3 separate regions of the Homo sapiens genome follow, and regions 1 and 3 are each linked to region 2. A link is a loop called in an ENCODE intact Hi-C map of the cell type or tissue named here. Cell type or tissue: PC-3. All regions are shown on one strand.

What was found. A loop is a pair of places that touch in the nucleus more often than their neighbours do. Peaks named below come from ENCODE experiments on the same cell type or tissue, not always from the same donor. Only the 100,000 strongest peaks of a DNase experiment are listed, where the experiment ranks them.
Region 1: a loop joins it to region 2, with 4 times the contacts of the local background. A loop is called at or near these places in 2 of 110 quality-filtered maps.
Region 3: it touches region 2 in a loop (2.8-fold over the local background); 2 of 110 quality-filtered maps call a loop at or near these places.

What each region holds. Positions count from the first base shown.
Region 1 is chr10:66,177,297-66,185,296 of GRCh38, forward strand. All of the region lies in intron 13 of CTNNA3 (catenin alpha 3), which reads right to left. Among named protein-coding and RNA genes, the nearest start is that of CTNNA3-AS1, 100 kb to the left of the region's middle. In PC-3, a CTCF peak has its summit at 3,627 (motif pointing left); a DNase peak (open chromatin) is centred at 3,615.
Region 2 is chr10:65,748,308-65,756,307 of GRCh38, forward strand. All of the region lies in intron 5 of LINC01515 (long intergenic non-protein coding RNA 1515), which reads left to right. The region is part of intron 5 of LOC105378339 (a long non-coding RNA gene); the gene reads right to left. Among named protein-coding and RNA genes, the nearest start is that of LINC01515, 180 kb to the left of the region's middle. In PC-3, no CTCF peak of the experiment used is centred here; DNase peaks (open chromatin) are centred at 3,094 and 5,434; H3K4me3 peaks cover 493 bases; H3K27ac peaks cover 1,994 bases.
Region 3 is chr10:65,856,494-65,864,493 of GRCh38, forward strand. The region is part of intron 1 of LOC105378339 (a long non-coding RNA gene); the gene reads right to left. Among named protein-coding and RNA genes, the nearest start is that of CTNNA3-AS1, 220 kb to the right of the region's middle. RefSeq lists an enhancer at 6,045-6,214 and a cis regulatory region at 6,130. In PC-3, no CTCF peak of the experiment used is centred here; a DNase peak (open chromatin) is centred at 4,918; H3K27ac peaks cover 790 bases.

The sequences.
Region 1 (8,000 bases), 430 kb after region 2:
GAAGCAAAAATGAGAGAAGATATTTTCATAAAAAGTAAGAAAATAATCAGTTTTGATTCACTAGGTCCAAAAAATGAGTAGAAACATACATCTAAATGCACCAGATTTTTAAAAATTTTGTTCTTTATTTCAAGAACAACACTGCATTTTTGGAGGGATCTATTTTTTTCAGGGAAGAAAATATCACAATTTTGAAAAAAAAGAGACCAATATAATCTCCCTTTTTGAATTCTAGACGAACGATAAAAAGCGATTTTGTTAATGATTTTTTAAAAATGAGCTTTGCAACATATTGGCAGCCCTAGACTGAAGAATTTTACCGTTCTAATTACAAACAGTAGCAGTTATTTTATACTAAACATACCAAAACGTAAGTGAGCATTTTATATGAATATGAATTATTTCTACTGGGTACCTATATACATGTTTTAAATATTCTGTGATTTACCCAGAATCTAGTCAGAAGTAGGCCATTTTGATAAAAAGTGCCTTTAGAACATCGATGGGTAACTAAAAAATCTATGCATAATGTAAACATTCCAACTATTTGTTAAATAAGAAACATTTTTGATTATTACTTTTTTAAACTATATTCAATTTGGTTATTGGTAAAATTTAGTTTAAGGCAGGCATATTTCTTTTCATAATTTTGTTTTCTTTTTTCATGAACATTTATCATGTCCAGAAGGCAGGCATATTTCAATGAAGTAATGTTTATGCCTAGCTAACATTTTTTATTTTTAATGATATGATACTGGGTATATTAATGCAAAGATCCTACAATTTTATTTTATAAACTCTTACCTGATTTTGAATCCTTTTTTCAACTTTTCCAGTTATGCATGAAGACATCATACTTGAAAAACTAAATATAAATTAGCTTCTCTTTTGTAAAATAAAAACAAATTTGCAGGACTTCTGCTAGAGAGATGGATTAGGTATACATTCCTCTATTTTTTTTCTTAAGTAAAATATACAATTAAAAACCTTGAAATGAAAGTGTATATGTATGTGTATATATTACAGACACATATATATGTGTATACACATATATAGGGATATAGTTTATTAAGTACAACATACAACTACAAACCTTGAAAGTGTATATATATATATATATATATATATATATATATATATATATATACACACACAGATATAGAAAGAGAGAGGTACATACACAGACACACACACACATACACACACCCCTTAAGAGTTCTTAAACTTGACAGCAGAAATATATACCATAAAAGGAAAAATTGATAAACTGGATTTCATCCAAATTAGATTATATTACTCTGTGAAGAACTCTGTTAAGAGGATTCAAAAAACAAGCTACAGAGTTGGAGCACATATTTAAAAACCACAACATCAACAAAGGACTAGTATCAAGAATACATAAAGACCTCTCAACACTTAACATTAAAAAAATCCAGTTGGAAAATGGATAAAATACATGAGCAGATAATTTATAGGAGAATATATGAATAGTAAGCACACAAAAATTTGCTCACCATCTTTAGCCATTAGGAAGTTATAAATTAAAGCCACATGAAATATCATTACATACCTATCAGAATGGCTAAAATAAATAATAATGACAACACCCAATGTTAGTGATGACACAGAAACTGTGTCACTCATACATGGCTAATTGGAATGTAAAATGACACAACCACCCTGGAAAAGAGTTTGGCACTTTATTACAAAAACTAACCATGCAACTATTACATAATCAGCAATTGCCTTTCTGGGAATTTATCCCAGAGAAAATAAAAGCTATGTTCACCACAAAAACCTGTATATTAATGTTTATAATAGCTTAATTCATAATAGCCCCAAACTGGAAGACATCCTGATATGCTTTAATGAGTGAATGATTAAACAGACTACAGTATAGCCATATCATGGAATCTCGCTTAGCAATTAAAAAAACGAACCTACTAACGTATGCAAGAATCTGGATGAATCTCCAGACTTACGTTGAGTGAAAAAAAGTCAATCCAAAAAGGCTATATACTGTATGAAAAATTGTAGAGAGAATACTTTAATGGTTGACACTGGTTGAGGAAGGGTTGGGAGTTGGAGGGAAGTATATGTGGCTATAAAGGGTCAATAGGAGCAATCTTTATGGTGATGAAAATCGCCTGTATCTTAATTGTATCAATATCAGCACCCTGGTTGGAATACTGTACTATCGCTTTGCAAGGTGTTATTTATTGTTGGGTCTCTCCATATTATTTCTTATAAATGCCTATAAATCTATAGTTATCTCAAAATAAATAGATCTACTTAAAGATAAATGGCTAAATAAATAATTTGCAAGCTCTGAAAGGATCTCCATAAAGGCAATCACAAAGGAAAGCTCTTCTAGGTTTTTGAGATTTTTTTTCCATTTTTCATTTAAATTTTTAAGTTTTTCTACGGGAAACTTATACTGCTGTGGTAATAAGAAAGACAAAATATAATATGCTTGTAATCTAAAATATTTTTAAGATACAGTTTCATTCCTGTGTTCACATCAATACAATGTTCTATATATGAGAGGCAACTTCTAAATTCACCATCTGTCTATTATGAAAAATTTTATCCTGTGGTCAGGGTATTTTATAGCTAGAGTATAAACTTGTAATTTGAATAAAGAGTATGGGTTGAATAGTAGATGTGCCAGCTTTGCTTTTTTTCTATCTTAGAAATTTATAAAAAATTAAGTTTGCTTTTAAAACTTAAAAGTGTTAGTTCTGAACCCTAGAGATGCTGACCTAATGGCGGCATATTATGGCTGTATGCTGCCAATTAGATAAAAGCAGCATCAGGAATCATTTCATATCGCTTTGCTTGGCTGGAAGTGTGTGTGCACACAGATACATAAACACACTTCTAATTTCTGCAAAAGATCACTGTTAGTTCTTTAGAAAACTGCTGGCCTATTTTCAAAAGCCGAAAATGAGCTGGAGCCCAGTGCTGAACATCAGAAATCAAGAGGCAATCTAAGTGATGGTGACAGTAGGTTTTAGTGAATACAAAAGATGAAATGGTAGGAAGCTGGATAAAGATAATTCTGCTCCAAAATCCAAAGGGCAAGAGAACATAAAGATGTCAGAGGTCAGTATCATTGAGGAGGGAAGAGTTTTGTAGCTCTAATTGATTCTCCGGGCTCCTAGAGGGATTGAACTTCTTTTGGAAACATAAAGGTAGAGGGCATAAGCAGAAAATATATATCAGATACAAAACCAATTTCTCCCAGAATACATCTCAAAAAGTAATGTCATTAAATTCTGGAGCCCTGAAGCAAAATTCTTCAAAGTTGTCTCCTTGCAGTTTTCACAAGAAATAACCTTTGCCATACGCCCTGGGAAACTCATGTTTTCATCCGCAATATGGCAGTGCTTATCAGTCTGAAAAGATTATTCTGAGAAGTTACATAAACTTGTAAACTATTAAACCTTAAGTGAATGTAAAAATGTTACGTCATCTTCATTAGCATGCCTCCCTAAAACAATAGAGAGTGCTTAGCCTGAGAATCTGAGCTAAGCTTGAAGTGAAACACTACTCTGCTGTGTAATTCATTACTTGAAGAATTTACTTCCGGCCTAAATTCTGTTTAGTGGTAGGTCTGCCATCTAGTGGCCACTTACATAAATACAAGTTGTGATCATAAATTAAAGACCATATGAAAATACTAGGTCATCCAAATGGACCATTTCTAGTCCAAGTATAAAAAGGCAAAGAGGATTTGACTGATGGTAAGAAAATTTATATTCAGGGATCACTTAGAGGTAAGTGTGCTGACTCAAAACACTATGAGTACAAAAGCAAAGTAAAAAGTCATTTAGACTTATGTGGACTTCAAAATGAGAAATTTATATTCATAAACTTTCACTAAATTTAAAAGAAAGTAACCGTTGTGTTAACTTATTTATGTTTTCTCCTCATTATCTTTTAGTTCAATCACATTTATATTTTCTACTTAATGTAAACCATGAAATAAAATTTTCTTCAGTACTTGGATTTGTGCTGCCAATTTGCAGAATTGTCAGTTATTAAATAAAATGTAACACAGTTTCAGAACTTAAACTCTAAAATACAAAAACATAACATTGTTCACCTTCAAATAATACAATAACTTTTGGGGCTCTATTATTATTATTGCTTTCTTTGTTAATAGAAATGACAGGTAATGCTAGGCCTTTGATGCTCATTCTCTTGGCATAATTTTTAGTTATTTGTCCAAAGCTACACACTCCCACCCTCAGTTCCTTCCAGAGTGCTAACCTGAAAGCTTATATTTGTAAAAGCCCCATTATTATTAAAAAGCTCATTAACATACCTGCAAATGGTATTTGCACAGTGGCTAAGTACACTGAACACACCCTGAGAAGTATTTACTAAGCTAAATTCATCAGACAAGTGTACAATATTCACATTTCAGTGTTACAATTGTTATTTTTATTTATTTGGTTTTTGAGTTGGTATGCTTAAGAAGAGATTAAATCTACCTCCAAATTATAGTTCTTTGACATACTAATCAGTTACATTAAAGCCATTTAAATAAATAATATTTTAAAAATCCCCAAACCATTAGGCATGTTTTCATTATTGTTGTATCCAGTTACTTTCCCCTTAGGCTTATTATTATTGCTTGAAATAACAGGATGATATCATATTGTTCAAACTGGAAATATAGATAATTTTGCAATTGCTAATGTTGTGTAAAAATGTCCTATGATAATCCACAAACCAATAATCTGTATTGTTGATATCCTAACAAGTATTTGTAAAACACAGGCCAAATAATAAAACAATTCCCATTCCATACTTAATCCTTGATTTTATGGGGTCCCATTTATTTGTAATTTGTAAATATAATCTCTTACAATCAAGTATGGGAGCCTCAAAGTCATGAATGATCTCCAATTTAAGGTAAGAATGCTCATACATTTGCTTGTGGATACATTTCTTTTTTTTTTTTTTTTTGAGACGGAGTCTCGCTCTATCGCCCAGGCTGGAGTGCAGTGGCGCGATCTTGGCTCACTGCGAGCTCCGCCTCCCGGGTTCACGCCATTCTCCTGCCTCAGCCTCCCAAGTAGCTGGGACTACAGGCGCCCGCCACCACGCCTAGCTATTTTTTAATATTTTTAGTAGAGACGGGGTTTCACCATGTTAGCCAGGATGGTCTCGATCTCCTGATCTCGTGATCCGCCCGCCTCGGCCTCCCAAAGTGCTGGGATTACAGGCGTGAGCCACCGCGCCCGGCCGGATACATTTATTTCTAAATAAGAACATCTCATGTGGTTCCTAAGACTGATTATGCCAAGACCCATGTACTTCAAAATACGGCATTCCAATGTGTGGAATTTTCTTTTTCCACTCAATCTGTCTACTTTTTAACAACATGGCCAAACTCCCAGGATCTTAATGCCAAAAAAAGATGATTTTTTTTTAAAAGAAATAATTTAAGATCCTAAAATGAAAGCAAAATGTCCATCCTCGTGAACAACAAAGTCAGTCACAAGACTGAAACCATGGTCTATAATAATTTAAATTTATTTATTACTTACTCTATTATGTGTCAAACTTACCCTGAGTCAAAATCGTGAAGGTGAACGTAACATTAAATGTGCGTTTTCTTTAAACCACACTGTGATGAAATGGACTCTCACTCGGGAGTCTGGCTCCAGAGGCCTCACCCAGCAGAGTGTTCACTATCACAGAGGACTTTTCACACATTTCCTCGGAGAGGAGGGAAGAAATCCATCAAGAAAGGGGATTTATATTCCAAAATCACAAAATGGCTACTATATCAACTGGAGAAAAACTACTCACAGGAAGAAAAACAGCACAGAACAAACCTTTAGACAGTCCATGCCCTAGCACAGGATTTGGACAGACATAAGCCAAGGGCCAAATCTGGCTCTCTATCTCTTTTGTAAATAAAGTTTTATTGTAAATAAAGTTCAGTGGACACACCATGCCCATGTGTTCCCATATTGTATATATGTATATAACTTCTGTCTCCTTTTATTCATTGCCTTCTCTGTATGAGATATGCATTTCTCTTACCTCAATCAATAAAATCCAACCTATCGTGAAGGTATAACTTTGTATAATGGAATTAAATTGAATATATCATTTGGAGCCTTGTTTTTACATTTAATATTTTTTCTGAGATTTATGGATACTGCTGAATATAAGTGTAGCTTATCAATTTCCACTTTTTAAGTGCTATGGACTATTCAATTATACAAATCAATAAAAATTAACCTATACTATGCCAATGGGCATTGGGTTGGGGTTAACACTTTGGCTTTTCTCAGTAATGTTTCTATGAATGTTTTTGTACATATTTCTTGATTTACAAATGCAGCAGTTTTCGAGAGTTTTTACCTAAATGTTGATTTATTTTTGACATAGTTGGTAAACACTTGACATTGTGACTTTTTTTCTTTTTGGTTAGTAGTAAAAGGAATCTTTTGTGGGTTTTATTGATACCAATTATATACCAATTATCTTTTTATCATTGATTGCCATTTGTGTTTCATCTTCTATGAAAAGCCTATTCAATTTTTTGGCTTTTTCCAATCCTCCTCTCAGTTTGCTTGTCTTTTTACCTTATTGAATTGAAGGTGTTTTTTTAATATATTCTAGATACTACCTCTTTATCAATTATATGTTGCAAATATCTTCTCACTTTATAACTTGTATTTTGTGTATGAGGTTTTTATAAAAGAAAATTTTACGGCTCACGCCTGTAATCCCAACACTTTGTGTTGGGCAGATCACCTGAGGTCAGGAGTTCGAAACCAGCCTGGCTAACATGGCAAAACCCTGTCTCTATTAAAAAATACAAAAATTAGCTGGGCGCGGGGGTGGGCGCCTGTAATCCCAGCTACTCAGGAGGCTGAGGCAGGAAAATCACTTGAACCTGGGAGGCAGAGGTTGCAGTGAGCCAAGATTGCACCACTGATCTCCAGCTTGGGTGGCAGAGCAAGACTCTGTCTCAAAAACAAAAAAAGAGAAAATTTTAACTTTAATGTAGTTAAACTTACCTAAATTTTATTTTTATGGTATACAATTTTATATTTTGTTTAGTAAAACTTTCTCTGCCTCTGAGGTAATATAGGTATTGTTCCATATTATAACCTAAAAATGTTAAATAATCTAGAATCTACTGTTGTACAGTTCTAAGAAAGAGATAAATCCCTTTATTATACAAATAACCAATTTTTTTCAGCATCATTTATTAAGAAGTCTATCTTTCGTCATTGTTTTGCAACGTTAACTCTATACTATAAATCACGTTTCCATAGATATGAAAGTCTTTTCCTGGACTCTATTATTTCAGACTGTTCTCATTGGAACAACGTGACAATGCTTAATCTTTTAATTCTGTATTTCCTTTGTATACTTTTAGCCAATGTTGTGCTTATCAGTACAGATATAAAATTGTTATATCATCCTGTCAAATCAAACCTCTTATCATTATGTATTGACTCTCTTCATTCATACTCTTTATTCCTACTAATGCATTTTGTCCTAACTACATAAGTATTATTATGGGTAGTGTTCACCAGATACACCTTTATTTATCTCTTTACTTTTAATATTTGTATTCAGAGAAATCTGATGTGCAGAACAACACTGTTATGCCATGAATTAGACTGTTGTTGAATATTCACTGGAAGAGTATTTTTGTACGGCCTTGCTCTAAACTTTCTAAATGAAGTAATTATTGTCATGTCCCATGCAACTGTGTGCATAGCACTCACCACTAGCATAGCTATTGACTGGGTATAACATATAAGACCTCTCCTATCTTTCCTACTGAATCTTCTAAATTAGTTGATTACTAAGTTAGAAACAATGTACTAAACAATGAGGTTTTTATTTACAATAGCAATAACAATTTCGGTAAATAAATAGAGAAAAACATCACTTTTGAATAACACAATTAGTAGATAGAGTTGGAGGATGGTAAATACCAGAGACAACAGTAATCT
Region 2 (8,000 bases):
TGCATGAGTAATTATACTGAATGAAACTAGTGTGAGATCATTGATGATTGAAGAAGTTGATTTGAGAATTATTAAAATTTTTAAAAATTAATTTTTTTTGAGGCAGTGACTCGCTCTGTGACCCAGGCTGGAATGCAGTGGCACTATCTCAGCTCACTGCAACCTCTGCCTCCCGGGTTCAAGTGATTCTCCTTCCTCAGCCTCCCGAGTAGCTGGTATTACAGGCACACTCCACCATGCCCAGCTAATTTTTGTATTTTTAGTAGATACGGGGTTTCACCATATTGGCCAGGCTGGCCTTGAACTCTTGACCTCAAGTGATTCACCTGCCTTGGCTTCCCAAAGTGCGGGGATTACAGGCGTGAGCCACTGCACCTGGCCTAAAATTTGTATTTTTAGTTGACAATAATTGTATATCTGAGAATTTTAATTGACACAACTCAGTGACCTACTATAAGTAGTTGGTGAAAGAAAAGGACTTACATATTTCTGGATGGAGCAACTATGTAAATGATGGCAGCTCTCATGAGATAGATAATATTGGAATAGAAAAACATTTGAGTAATATAACGTGTCATTTATTTCAAATATATTAAGTTTGAAGTGTGTAGTATGCAATTTAATAGTGAATCTGAAACTCAAAAATTGTTTACAGTTGGTGTTAAAAATTCAAAGTTGTCAGAATACGGTTGATGGTGGAAATTGCTGGAGTCAGTTGGTTCACTGGGGGATATAAAGACTGAGAAAAGATAATTACTTAGAGTATATAGAATCTCAAACATCTGATGATTACTCAAAGAAAGAACAAGCAAATCAGACTGATAAGGAGTTGTCAGAGAGGTGAAGGAAGACATTGAGATTATGCCATTGTAGAAGCCAGAGAAAGATGGCTCAAGATTTTTTTTTAATCAAATGGTGCTGAAATCTAGTAAAAGTTGTCTTACAATTACTTTTCAATAGAAGCTTTTAGTAGAATAACTAGATTTGAAGCCAAAGAGGTGTCTTGAGAATACGGTGGAGATGAGAAACTGAAGACAATGAACAAATGAACCATTAAATATGTCAAAGAGTTTCTAAAGAAGAAGAAACAGATAAGGCAGTAAAAGATGTATTAAAAATATGTGAGACAGAAGTTTTTTCAAAACATGGATTTTACTTGAGTCTGCATAAATGCTGCATAAATTAATATGTAGAGGGAAAAAGATGGGGGGGATAGAAGAAAGAGAAAACTGAAATTAGGGAAACATTCCAGAGCATAGGAAGACCTGGTATTGAGAAGACAGCTGGGGGAGGGTCTTTATTTAGGAACAAAATGCAAATCAGTGACTTATCTCATAACATATATGAAATTATTCCAGATAAAAAAATTAAATGTAAATAGAAAATATATTTACATACCAAAAGAAAATATTGATAAATATTTAAATGATTTTTAATGAAAAAACTTGATGTAATGGTTTTTAAAAGAATCAATAGATTTGACTGTATAAACTATAATCTATAATATGTCACAAATGCCATAAACATAATTCAAAATAAGTAGTAAAATGAGAAAAAAATGCTAGGTATATGAATGCTACTAATATAATATCAGAGTAGATATTAGAATGTATCTTGTAAATAAGGGCCACATGTGATGATAAAACCAGAAACAAATGAAAAAACAAGGTTCGTGGGAAGAAAATGAATGCCTAGAATGTAGAAAGCAATAAGAGAAAGATGTTTAGACTTAATGAGAAAAAAAATGGATAATCTACCAAAATAGACATTTTTTAAAACTCATCAGTGATGAGGTCACAATAAAACCAGGTATGTTGTTCGCAAATTTCCAAGTTCATACATTTCCTAGTTCACACACACACACACACACACACACATATATGTCTCATATATATATACCTGAATGTATATAATATATATATTTCTATCTCTCTCACTGTCTATCCAAATATCTATATCCTCATTATTTGCCAAGCCCATTTTTGAAGATTTTCCTACTCACTAAAATTTTTTTGTGAAAACAAAATTAATACTTGCTGCACTTTCACAGTCATTGATGGACATGTGCAGATTGGCAAAAATGTATTACCCAAAGTACAGGTTGCCTACTGAGGTCAAACCAGGAGATGCTCTGCCTTCTTGTTTTAGTTCTTACACTATAAACAAGTGTCCTTTTGGAATTCTACTTAGTGCCATACCTATTACATTTTTATACTTTGGTGATTTGGTTGTTTAGAATGACCCACAAACATAGTGTTGAAGTGGAAGGCTGAGATGTGCCTAGTAGAGAGTATATGTTTGTTAGATAGATAAGATTCATTCAGGTGTGACACATAGTGCCGTTGGCCATCAGTTCAATATTAATGAACTCTCTCTCTCTCTACATATATATATATACATATATATATATATACATATATACATATATATATATATATACATATATATATATATACATATATACATATATATATATATATACATATATATATATATAATTTTTTTTTTTTTTTGAGACAGAGTCTCGCTCTGTCATCCAGGCTGGAATGCAGTGGCACGATCTCGGCTCATTGCAACCTCTGCTTCCCGGGTTCAAGTGATTCTCATGCCTCAGCCTCCTGAGTACCCGGAACTACAGGCACCTGCCACCACACCTGGCTAATTTTTGTATTTTTAGTAGACCTGGGGTTTTGCCTTATTGGCCAGGCTGGTCTTGAACTCTTGACCTTGTGATCCACCCATCTTGGCCTCCCAAAGTGCTGGGATTACAGGTGTGGGCCACCGTGACTGGCCAACATTATGTATTTTAAAAGATGTCTTCAAATAGAAACACACATAAAATAAGGCCATTTATGAATCAGTTGAAAATAAATATAAAATCTGGTTATATGAAAATATAACCAGAGCTCTCAGGGCCCTAACCCTGTGTTTCCCTTAGGAACAATGGTTTAGTATTTGCAAATTCAGTGTTTGCAGCAACTTTATATTTCCTAACTACCATGAATAATAAAAAATGACTCTAAATAGAATCATGTGTCACTTAACAATGAGGTTACTTTCTGAGAAATATGTCCTTAGGTGATTTCATCACTGGGTAAACATCACAGAGTGCACTTACACAAGCCTAGATGGTATGGCCTCCTACACACCTAGGCTATGTGGTATAACCTATTACTTCTAGGCTGCAAACCTGTACAGCATGTTACTCTACTTCACACTGTAGGCAATTGTAACAAAATAGTATTTGTAGTATCCAAACATATCTAAACATGGAAAACACACAGTAGAAATAAAATATTATAATCCTATGGAACCACTGTCATATACGCTGTCCATTGTTAACTGAAACACCTTCATGTGTTGCATGACTGTAGGTGACTGGTAGCTAGCTAGCTAGATTGGTAGCTAGATACATATATGTTCATACATAAAATAGTGAAGATACAGGTGTTTTATTATTTTTATATCTTTTAACTTTCTACAAGGAGCTGTAATATATTGACTAACACTCAACAGTTTACCTGATTAAAAAAATGTGTTTGTGATTGTGTATGTTATGCAATCATATGAATGTGTTTGGATATGTTTTTGACTGTTTTCCTTACAAAAAAATTGTAATTTTTCTTTGTTCTCGAATTTCTGTTTTAGCACAAGATTATTGATGATTTCTGTTTCAGAATTGATCTGTGGTTTTCAAAGTATGTTCCCTGAACCAGGCATCAGGATCATCTAGAAAGTTGTCAGAACATTCTCAAGCCTCACCCCAGACTTAGTAATTCAGAATTTCTGGGTGTGGGGCCAAGCAATACATGTTTTAACAAAACTCCAGGTTATTTTGACACATGCAAAAGTTTGAGAACCACTGGTAGGAATCACTGAATTGGCCACACAGATATCTGGCAACATTCTGTTACCACAATTTAAAAGAAGAATTGTAATTTTAGTGGAATGGTAGACTTTTGTCTATTGAATATTTAAATCCTTTATTTGACAACATTTTAAATAAAAATATGATGACATCCTCAGAAAATGCTAGTCATATCTCAACTATATGTTTCTGAAAATCAATTTTTTTCTTTCTTTTATTGCAGCTAGAATTATCAGGAGATAGTTCTTTTAAAACTATATGTAGACTCCTTTAGTCAATAATACATAATGACATACCATCTGTACAATAATGCAACATGTCACATACACAATACAAACCCACACCTATGTACAAGCATGAAACTCTTCTTATTTGGGCTATTTGATGGCAGGCATTGCCTCTGGCTAGTAATTTCCAAAATATTTATTTGTAGCAAACTTTATTTTGCTACAAGAAAAATATAAAAACTATTGTATAAGCTACTTTTCAAGGACAATCTTATATAAACTCATTAATACAGCATGCTTTATTTTGTGAGGATCCTTGCATGTGATATGAATTCTAGTTCATTTCTATTCTACAAACATTGCTAATAAGGGATTTAGAACAAGGAGATCAGAATAACTGTAAATGTTGAGAACAACAGTTCAGACACTCAAGAATACTAACAACTACAAAATATTTTCAGATTTAAAAACAAACCTACATTTAAGAGCTTCTAATAAGAATATAATTTTAAAGTCTTGGCATTTTCCTGAAAGAACACTGATTAAAATAAAATACATCAGAATCTGCTTAAGTACAGTGCAACTACTTTAGATAACCAACAGTAACTTATTTTTAACTAATTTTAAAACTATTTTATATGTTTTTCGCAATTTTCATCATGCCACTGGCAAGTTATATGATGAAGCCAAACCTCAGCAGCTTCTTGGGCTAAAATCAATAAGCCAGGGATCTTTTGTGACTTTCTCCGGGTTTTAAAAATGTCTTATGAAGGATCATCAGCCTCAAGTCTAGACACCTCTAAAGGACTTATTTTCTTAAAATGTCTGCACACAGACCTAAAGGTAGAAAAAGACCTGGTGTAAATAAGAGCTGTTGGAGTTAAACCGATAAAGTCTAAGGTTGCAGTAAGCATGATGATAACCCTTGTCAATGTTTTGCAAGATTATTTACCTTTCTCTCCTGGAATTCTTTCATAGGCAAGGAAATAAAGATTCAGTTTGCTGGTGATAAGTAGGTCACCAAGAATTTAACGAAACCAAAAGCTGGGAATTGAGGAAAGGAGAAGCTGTGTGCTGAGTTTACAGTACAAGAAGCTGTGGTTTTGCCCAAGTTTTAGTATTTCCAATTTGAAACCAAATAACAGAAAATTTGGTATTTACAAATGCTACCCATGTTTCACTGTGTTATTGAGATGGCTCAGTTATTTTATTAAGTGGATCACTTCAATCCAGTTAAAGAACACTCTTCTACGGTTTTACTGCTTTAGATTATTTATCATCAGGATTTCTCAGAGCTTCAGATCTACCTAGAATGTTTCTGGGCTTGCATTTCTATGAATCATAACTCACACATATTTATAATTCATAAAACCTGCCAGGAACTGATCTGTCAAGTAAACATTTTCTGAATTTCATTATGCATATAAAGGACAGACTCATAATATGAGTAGAAAACAAAATTGTTATCTCCAGAAGATACCTAGACACATTTTAATTCATTTGAAGGAAACTTGCTGTTACAGTAGAACTAGAACAAATGGTTCATACAAAATTACCTACTTGCTTAGGTACAGTGCAGTAACTATTTCAGGTGACTAGGAGAACTTCAAGCAAGTTTTTGTTCTGGAAAACTCAAATGGCCAGAGAATACAGTCATATGTCCCATGTTGACATTTCAATTGAAAATGGACAGCATGTATGACAGTGGTCCCATCAGATTCAAATACCATATTTCTATGTCCCTTTTCTGTGTTTAGATATGTTTACATACATACTTACAATTATGTTATGATTGCCTGCCATATTTAGTACAGTAACATGTTCTACAGGTTTGAAGCCTAGGAGCGATAGGCTCTATTATATAGCCTAGATGTGTAGTAGGTTATGCCATCTAGGTTTGCATAAGTATACTCTGTGATATTTGCACAGTGATGAAATCGCCTAAGGATGCATTTCTCAGAAAGTATCCCCATCATTAAGCAATGCATGATTGTACAGCTATGCTAATTAGAATGGTCCAATAAGTCAAATTGACCTGAAAGTCATTAGTAAGAATATGAAGTGATGCAGCTTTCCAGAGTATTTCTTACTAACACTATCAGATTTTTAACATATTTCAGGATGATGCATAGCTAGGGCAAGTAAGAATTGGGAGAGGGGGAGGAATAAGATATAGAAACATCTTCAAAAATGAAAGTATTTTATGTAATTTCTTTTCCAGAGTCCCTAATGTATTAGGGAATAACCTAAGTGAGCTGATTAAGCTCATTAAAAATACTACTAGCAATGAATGACAGATTTAAAGGTTTTACATTAATTCCTAATTTTTTGATAAGTTGTCCTCATATTTGCGTACATATTTTCTTTTTCTTGTCTTAGAACACTATTAAGTTCAAGAACATTTTCATCAGCACAAAAGGAAACTCCATATCCTCTAACCAGTCATTCTCCATTTCTCCCTCCCACTAGCTCCTGGAAATCACTGATTTGTTTTTAGTCTCTATTGATCAACCTATTCCAGATATTTCATATGGAACAATATGAAATATATTGTTTCAAATGGAACAATATAATATGTGATCTTTTTTGTCTGGCTACTTTCAAGTAGCATACTTTCAAGCTTCATTCATGTAGTAGTATGTATGAGTACTTTTTCTCTCTTTATTGCCAAATTCCATTTTATTTTTCCATTTACTGTTGATTAACACTTGGGTTGCTTTCCACTTTTGGCTATTGGAAATAGTGCAGCCATGAACACATGTAAAAATTTTTGTTTGAGTACTTGTTAATTCTTTTGCTTATATACCCAGGAGTTGTATTGTACAGTTATATAGTAATTCTATATTTGGCATTTGAAACTGCCAAACTATTTTCCACAGTGGCTGTCCCATTTTACATTCCCACAAGCAATGTACAAGTCTTCCAATATCTCCATAATTTTGGTTAACATTTTAAAATTTTGGTTCAGTTTATTATTTAGTTATATCATTGTTTACTCACTTATGTATTTCAGAGACAGGGTCTCGTTCTCTTTTCCAGGCTGGGGTGCAGTGACACAATCATGGCTAACTGCTGCCTTGAACTTCTGGGCTCAAGCAGTCCTCCACCTTCAGTCTTCCCGGTAGCTAAGACTACAGGCATGCACCCCACCATGCCCAGCTAACTGTTCAATTTTTTGTAGAGCTAGGTGTTCGCTACGTTGTCCAGGCTGGTTTCAAAATACCAACCTCATGTGATCCCCTCACCTTGGTCTCCCAAAGTTTTGAGATTACAGGCATGAGCCACTGCACCTGGCCTATTTTCTTTTATTATGGTCATCTGTACCAGTGTGAATTGATATCCCATTGTGGTGTTGACTTGTATTTCCCTGACTAATAATATTGAGCTTCTTTTCAAGTACTTGTTTGCAACTTTTAAATATTCTTTGGAGAAAGGTTTATTCGGATTCTTTGTTCATTTTAAATTCTGATTGCTTTTGCTCTTCTTGAGTTTAAGAGTTCTGCTTATATTGTGAGTTCTAATCCCTTATCAGATATATAATTTGCAAATACATTCTTCCATTATGTAGGCTGTTGTTTCACTTTGTTTATAGTTTTCTTTGATGCACTAAAAAGTATAATTTTCATAAAGCTCAACATATCTCTTTTTTTCCTTACTTGTGTTTTTGATGTGATTTATAAGAAACCGTCATCAAGTCCTATTTATGAAGATTCACCACGGTGTTTGCTTCTAAAAATTGTAGGATTTTAGCTATTATATTTGCCCCTTATATCAATTGTGAGTTGCTTTTTGTGTGTGAATTGAAGTAAGGGTCTAAGTTCATTCTTTTGCATGTTGATACCTATTTGTTCCAACACCATTTGTTGAAAAGACAATTATCTCCCCATTGAATGATCTTGGCAACC
Region 3 (8,000 bases), 110 kb after region 2:
ACGAGTATGGCGAAACCCCGTCTCTACTAAAAATACAAAAATTAGCCAGGTGTGGTGGTGTATGCCTGTAATCCCAGCTACTGGGGAGGTTGAGTTAGGAGAATTTCTTGAACCTGGGAGGTGGAGGTTGCGGTGAGCCAAGATCACACCAATGCACTCCAGCCTGGGCAACAGGGCAAGACTCTGTCCAAAAAAAAAGTCTTATTTTCTTCATCCTTTTAAAAATTTCCATCATCTGTACAATCGACTTTCTTGTACAGAGCCACCTGTTTGGGGGAAAATAACCAAGACCCTTGTCGTTTCATAATAATTTTATGAGGGTAAATATAAAGTGCATGTAAGTCGCACTGAAATTTTTGTTTTTGCATAATCAGATAATTTCACTCAGTATTTATCAAACTCTGATATGTGTGTTGTGATCATCTCAATAAATTATATGTTGTCACTATAATCATCATTAAATAAATAATGGATAGAATATATCACCATAAGTAAATAGATCATACATAGCAACATTAACTAATGTTTACTTCATTATCATCTCTCATGTGCGTCAAGGAAGAGAATCTTGGAAATAAATTTTGTAGAATCTCCTTCCATGCCTTCTACCTGATTTATAGCCTTCAACTGAGAAGTACTCAGGTAAGATTTGGAAAGCAGAATAGATGAAGCCATTGTTTTCTATTGACAATTCAGATGAACTCACTCACAAGCAATATTGAACTCTCTCAAGAGCTCACCTCCTTTGAGCATGCAAACAATTAAAATCTGCAGCGGTGGTGGTCTCCATGTGAAGTTCTCCTAGAGAATGTATCCTAGTCTCTAGACTGTTGAAACCAATTTAATTCTGTCTGGGAGTTGAGACTGCCACCAATGTCTTCCTCTAAAATGCTAAGACTCACGACAACTTCCAAATGAACTCCAGTGAATCACAACTTCTGGAAGCTTTTCTTTCCTTTATTTCATCAGCACTTCCAAAGCTATGCGTAAATCTAATATTATGATTTTTCTGCTGAAAACCCTCCAATAGCTCTCTAGTGTCCTTATGATATAGAGCTAAATCCTTTTGTGATTTGCGATATCCTGCACTATCAACCTTAACCTCTTCCCAGCATGTTCTACTCTTTGTAGCCACTGGCCCTTTCATTGTTTTTCCAAAACTCTAACACTTCATGTTTAGGTTTGTAATTTCTTCTCAGAGATATCTCATGTTAACATTGGGAATGGAGAAGTCGGTGCTATTTCTCTAATATCAAATAATGACTAATTCTGCCAGAAGCATAAATTCATAAATTTCCCTGTGCCCACAAAAAACATCTAAAGGCCTGACTAAAATTAGTCAAAGAGGTTACAACAATGCATAAAAACTATTACTTTCATTTTCTGAAAACAAGTTTTAATTGTAAACAGTTTACAACACTTCAATTGGGCTTATCACACCTTCACAAATTCAAGACTCTTGATGGTGAATGATTTCTAGAATGAAATTAACACTGACATTGAAGGAATCTTAAGTAGAGGGTAGAAAAAGTAAATATGAGAAAAATAAATGTAAGAATATAAAAGTAATTTCAGTGACTATGTTGATAAATCTCTGTCTCTCTGGTATCAAACCCCTGTTGTCCTTTATTTTGGTTTCTAGATATGGGTTCTAGATGCAAAGAATAGTACAAAGAGATATCTATTTATTAGATTTTTGTATTTTTATTAATAACATTAATTTTAAATAATTTCAGAGTTTAAAAATATTGCAAAAATTCCACAAAAATCTCCATTTTCCCCTCATTTGGCTTCCTCAAAGGTTAAGATCTTATATAACTCCAGAGCAATTATCTAAATAAGGACAATAAAGTTGATTCAATTCAGTTAACTAAACTGCAGATCTTATTCAAATTTCCTCAACTGTTTTGTCAAGTTTTTTATTGTTGGTCCAGGATCCTACATTGTATTTAGTTGTCATGTCTCTGTAGTCTCCTTCAATCTTCGGTTGTTCTTTAATCTTTTTTCATCTTTCATGAGATAGCAAAAAGGTCACAAAAGTGATTGTGTTGTGATCATCCCAATAAATCATATCAGGAGGTACATGATAACAATTTGTATCATTATTGGTGATGTTAACTTCAATCATTTTACTAAGGTAATGTGTGCCAGGTTTCGTCATGGTAGTGTTACCATTTTTCTTTCTTTTTTCTTTTCTTTTTTTTTTTTTTGAGGCAGAGTCTTTCTCTGTTGCCTGGGCTGGAGTACAGTGGTGTGATCTCTGCTCACTGCAGCCTTCATCTCCTGGGTTCAAGCAATTCTTCTGCCTCAGCCTCCTGAGTAGCTGGGACTACGGGTGCATGCCACCACATCCAGCTAATTTTTTTGTATTTTTGGTAGAGACAGGGTTTCATCATATTGGCCATTTCAGTTATTTATATGATAATAGTATCATGAATATTTATTTTATTCTGTTTATATTAGAATAAAATCATGGATATGCAGCTGTTTATGTTGTGTCATATTTGGCCATCGAGAGCCCCTTCAAGCTGTGCCTCTTGACATACCGCCATCACTTTTTGGAGCATTTCTTAACTTTATGCTGCCACAAGTTATTCCAGGATCAACTTGAATTTTCCATGTCCCAGGAGTTTTTTTTATTAGACAAAAATATTTAGAAAATAAGATCTTTGCACTAGATATTCTTACTTCTACTACTAGTGTAGGTTTTTTCTTAGCCTTCTGAACAGACATATGCACATACACATATATCTAACTCTATTTATATATTTATCTACCTATGTTTACAATATTTAAGTCAGAATTCATACTGACAACTCTAATTCCAAATTAACTCCATGGAATTCTTTCTAGCCTTTTCTTTCCTTGTTTATAACTCCTTCACTGGAAGAAGAAAATGGACTCTCATTATCTGCAAGGTATTTCCTTATTTACTTGGCCTTAGAATACTTTATATTTTATATAAAATATTTCAAATTTTTTTTTGAACACATAGTTATTTAATATTTAGAAATTTGTAAAATATTAATTTAAAAAATATTTAACCTTCAGATTAATTTATATGAATTTGTAATAGTGGAGAAAATACACTTTCTTTACAAATGCAGGAAAATTTATAAAGGGAATTATATTTAGACCCCTGGAGCCATCTAGAAGGTCATAACTTGGAACAAAACAACATGGTTAAAAAGATAATGCAGACAATGAATTATTACAGGCTAAACACAGAGTAGTGGACAGTGAAAACAGTTACTAGTATTAAAAACCAAAGAAAATGTTTCGGTGCCAAAACGTATAACATTTTGATTAAGAACATGGACTCTAGAGTCAGACTCCTCACATTTCAAATATAGGCTGTATCACTTACAAGCAGAATAATTTCATACAACTTTTGTACCTCATTTCCTCATTTGAAAAATGAACATGATAATAATGGGACCCAAACTTATAGGATTTTTAAGAGGATGTAATGTGTATTGTATATGATTGTGTATGTGACTTTGTATAAGTAAATGATTTCACATAGCTGTGTGATTTTGTATGTACTTGTGATTGTACATGTGTGTGTGATTGTGTATGTACATGTTATTGTGTATGTGATCATGTGAATACATATATATTTGAGCATGTATATGTTTTCCTGCCCATGTTTATGAGTATGTGATTGAGTCGAAGTATGTGATTATAATTGTGAATGTGATTATGAATATATGTTTATGAGAGTATGTGCATGTGTATGTAATATACTTACATATGTGCATGTGAGGATATGAGTCTGTGTAAAGTACTCAGAATGCTTGCCACATAGTAGGTGCTCCCTGGAAGCTAATTGTAGCTAAAAAAGGTAATTGCATTGAAAGGGAGGGAAGACATGGAGGGAAAACAGGCTGAGAATATTTTAACAACAGAATGACTTTGAGTAAAATTAGCACACTTTTGTTTGTGTTCAGAGGGGTGAAGACTGGTTTGGACAATTAGTGGGGAGGAACATTTAAAAGCTACTAAAATGAAAGCAAAGAGGCACAAGGTATCCATATTACCCTGTGAAAAACTAATTTACTAAAAAATACAGTATTTTCATATGGTTCTTTTTGTCTTGTCTTTTAGTATATAGTAAAAATGCCATTTTCAAGGTTACTTCGGTAGGTTCTACATCCTTCAGTGGGGTTGTGTCATTTATTTGTAATACCATTACATTCATTTGTAAGTGAAATCCAGAAGAAGAAGAAAGAAACAGGACAGCAAAACACATTTTAAAAGATATTGGTTGAAAGTTTTCAAAATTAATGACACATACCAAACCAGAAGAAAGACACTTAGATCACCAAAGTAGTATAAATACCAAACAAAAGTAAAAATGAAATAACCTCTGAACTCAATATAAAGTACAATGAACATTTCTAATATCTTTGTCAATCAGGGGCTCTGGTGGAGTCTTGAAACTAGAAAGAGGAATTGTTAAATAAAGAAATTTTATTCTCATTTTTAGCCATTTTATATCAACCAGTTAAATGGGATATTAAGCTTTCTATACAATGAAGGAAGAGGAAATTTCATATAAGCACACTCCCTCTCTTCTCAGAGGCCAGCATTTGAAATCTTTTGCATCTACTTGCAAAATGTAGACATATACAATGTGTACATCCCCCCTCCTCTAGCTTCCCATCTTCTGAGATTCCCTTTTGCCTTTACTTCTCATCCTACACACTTAAAACCACTTACTTAACATTTTGCCTTTATGTAGTAAATATTTGGCATCTCTGCTTATAAGCTTTGTCTCATTTGTGACTTCCTCAGTTACTCCTATAGATAACATTACTATTGTAAAACATAAGATTTGATTTGATTTGTTTTACAGACTGACCTTACCCAGATTCATGACTAATGACTCAACAGGTCCTGTGGCCTCACTCAGCAGCTGACTCAAAACACAAGGACTGTTTTTCACACCCCTGTGATTTTATCTCCAATGAATCAGCAAGCACTCATTACCTGGCCCTTGCCCTGCCCACCAAATTGTCTATATGAACCCTAACCTTTGAGCCTTTGAGAAGATTGATTTGAGTGATCACTGCCATTCTCCTGTGTGGCCAGCCTCAGGTTAATTAAACTCTTTCTCTACTGCAATGGCATGGTCTCTGTGAACCAATTTTGTCTGCACAGTGAGCAGGAAAAACCTGTGGGAGGATGATTATAGTACTTTTCACGGAATCTGAAGCCCTCCTGCCTCCTAGCTTTCAAGTACAACCCTTGCCTTCCATACTGTTCTTCAGATTTTGTTTTGCAGAGTCTTCTTGTGAGACATGTAGAAACAATGAATTTTTGAATCTGCCACATGATTACACCATTCAAGCAAATTCTGATCACCTTCTCTTGCATTAGTACTTGATTTTGTTTTTTTTTTCTCCATCTCCCTGTGCTTTATTTATAATTGATTTAAATTCCCTAGGCCATACCCTTATAGAAACTCTATTACTTTAAGGCATATTTAATAAGTATAAAAATATTACACCCTGATCTTCCAGGTCTTCTTCATTCAAATTTGTTCACATGTTGAACCATCTTGTAGCAGAATTCATCATTATAAGCTGTTTCTCAATTGCTTTTATAATTAATTCCTGATTTACAGCTTTGAGAGAACTCCTTGTATAGATCTTGGGGTCTTAGCTCCTCTGGAGGCATTAATTAATTTGGTACCTGAGTTCCTCTCTTTTATATTTTGTTAGATTTTTTTAACATCTAGTGGCTAATTGACCAATAATAGCTCAATTATCTCCTCTTCTTACTTCTACTTCTTAGTTCCACTTTTGTGTATAAAGTAGATCTCCTTTTTTATTGTATAGACAGACAGATGATAGAAAGATAGATAAATAGCCAGTCTGATCTTTAAGATCTGATCTTTCTCAAGAAGTCACTTCCTTCCATCTGGCAACATGTGTCCCATTTTACTTTTCTTTCATTTTTCCATGTTCAAAATTAGACTGAAGATAATTTTGAACTGTAACTGTTACCATTCACTCTCCTCTAAACACATATGATACCTAGAAGATCTAGGTTTAAGTCTTTTTAATTTTCTCCCCAGACTTTGTTATTACAGAATTACATAAAAATATTTTTCCACCTCAATCCAAGAAAATGACATATTTCCATATAAGGATCCCCACTCATTTTTGTCTGCTTGTCAGTGAGATTAACTAATTCAGTATAATTAACCTACAGCCCAGGTCTATAGACTATAATCAGAGTTTATGAAATAAACAATAAAATTTAGACTATGTGTGATTGGGGATGATTGCCTGCATCCTGGTAAGGACATAATAAAAGGGAAGAGTACAAAACAAACAAAAAAAAGATCTCTTCCAGTCAACTATGCTGAAAAAGACAAGTTGCCAATTATGCTTTAAAAAGCATAGTGAAGTTGTTTTGAGGTAAGACTTACCTAGAAATTAACAACAACAACAACAACAAAATATTATGACAATATGGCATCTAGAATATCCAGGTCTATAATTACATCTGTGGTCACAGTATGAGAAGCTACCAAATGTGCCACCTGTGTCTCACCTGGCCAGTTTCAGCAGATGTACCCAAAGCTTGATTTCCTGTACAGTACTTCAATCAAACCCATCCAGTATCTGTTCTTATTTATAAGGATTTCTTGCCAATTCCTTAACAGTTTGCCGTGGTGAGAGGAGGTATAAAAGTCATTCTAAGAATTATTTATGCCTTGCTTGGGTTTATAACCAATGAAGAGTAGACCCAAGCAACTGGGCCTGGCTGGATATGAATTGAGGATTCATGTGTTAGTATTACTAACTGGCCAGGCAGTTTCCTAATAGTTCACTACTCTGAAAGAATAAGGCCCTCTAATAAAGTTAAATTGGAGAATGCAGCTTAGCTCAATGATCAAAGTGGGGGCCACATTTAGAACTCCTTACATTTAGAACTGCATGACCATTGGTGGAAAGAACTGAGTCTACAGAGATATTATAGCTAATGACATAGAAGATTAGACATAGACCTTTTTCAAGTTCATGACTGCTGGCAGGAGAGGGAACACAAAGGAGAAAAAGATGGGCACACACTGTCTTCTTAATGTAGTGACCCCCCAACTCCTAGTGTAAATATAAGATGTTCAATAATAAGAGTAAATATATTTCCCAGAGGAGAAGACTGAATTAATTAGATGCAAAGAGAGACTAAAAGTGGTTAATTCCTGAAACCTGTTCTTGTGAAGAAAGAAAAATCGCATTTCTTTTTTCTATTAATTAACGTATTTTATTTATTTATTTATTTATTTTAGAGACCTGGTCTCGCTCTGTTGCTTAGGTTGGAGCACAGTGGGGCTTAATCATAGCCCACCGGGCTTAAGTGATCCTTCCACCTCAAAGTCTCAAGTAGCTGAGGCTACAGGTGTACATCACTATGCTTGGCTATTTTTTTTCTATAGAAGTGGAATGCAAAGATTGGTGAACTAAGAAATTTCTTAAAATAAACATTTAAAATTAGTAAAATTTTCAAAAAATATAAGAATAGATTGGAGAAGAAAAAATTCAGGTAACATTTTCAAAAAAGATGTCAAGAAAAGGGTATAATCAAAATACATTAATGTAAGAAAACAGAGTAAGAAGAGAGTGAGTAGAGACTCAGCTACAGGAATATATTTGGAGAAGAAAAATTATTGGAAACAAAATTGGGAATGGAAACCAGATGGCAAGGCCTAAAAAGAATAAGTAAAAGGAGACAAAAAAAACATATTCTTCACTTAAAAGTCTGGTAGAATGTGAAGGTTTTTCCATGATGGGCAGAATTGCACATGCTTACAATAACAGAAGGTCAAGGAAAAAAGGAAAAGTGCCTGGGATGTGAAAAAAAAAAAAGTATTCAATGAGAAGAGGCCTCTTGATTTGGTTCTGGGATTTATTTTATCAAAAAATCTATGTAGTTTCCCAAACATCTGGTGCTAAAAATTAAGGCAATTTATTGTGGAAATTAAGAGG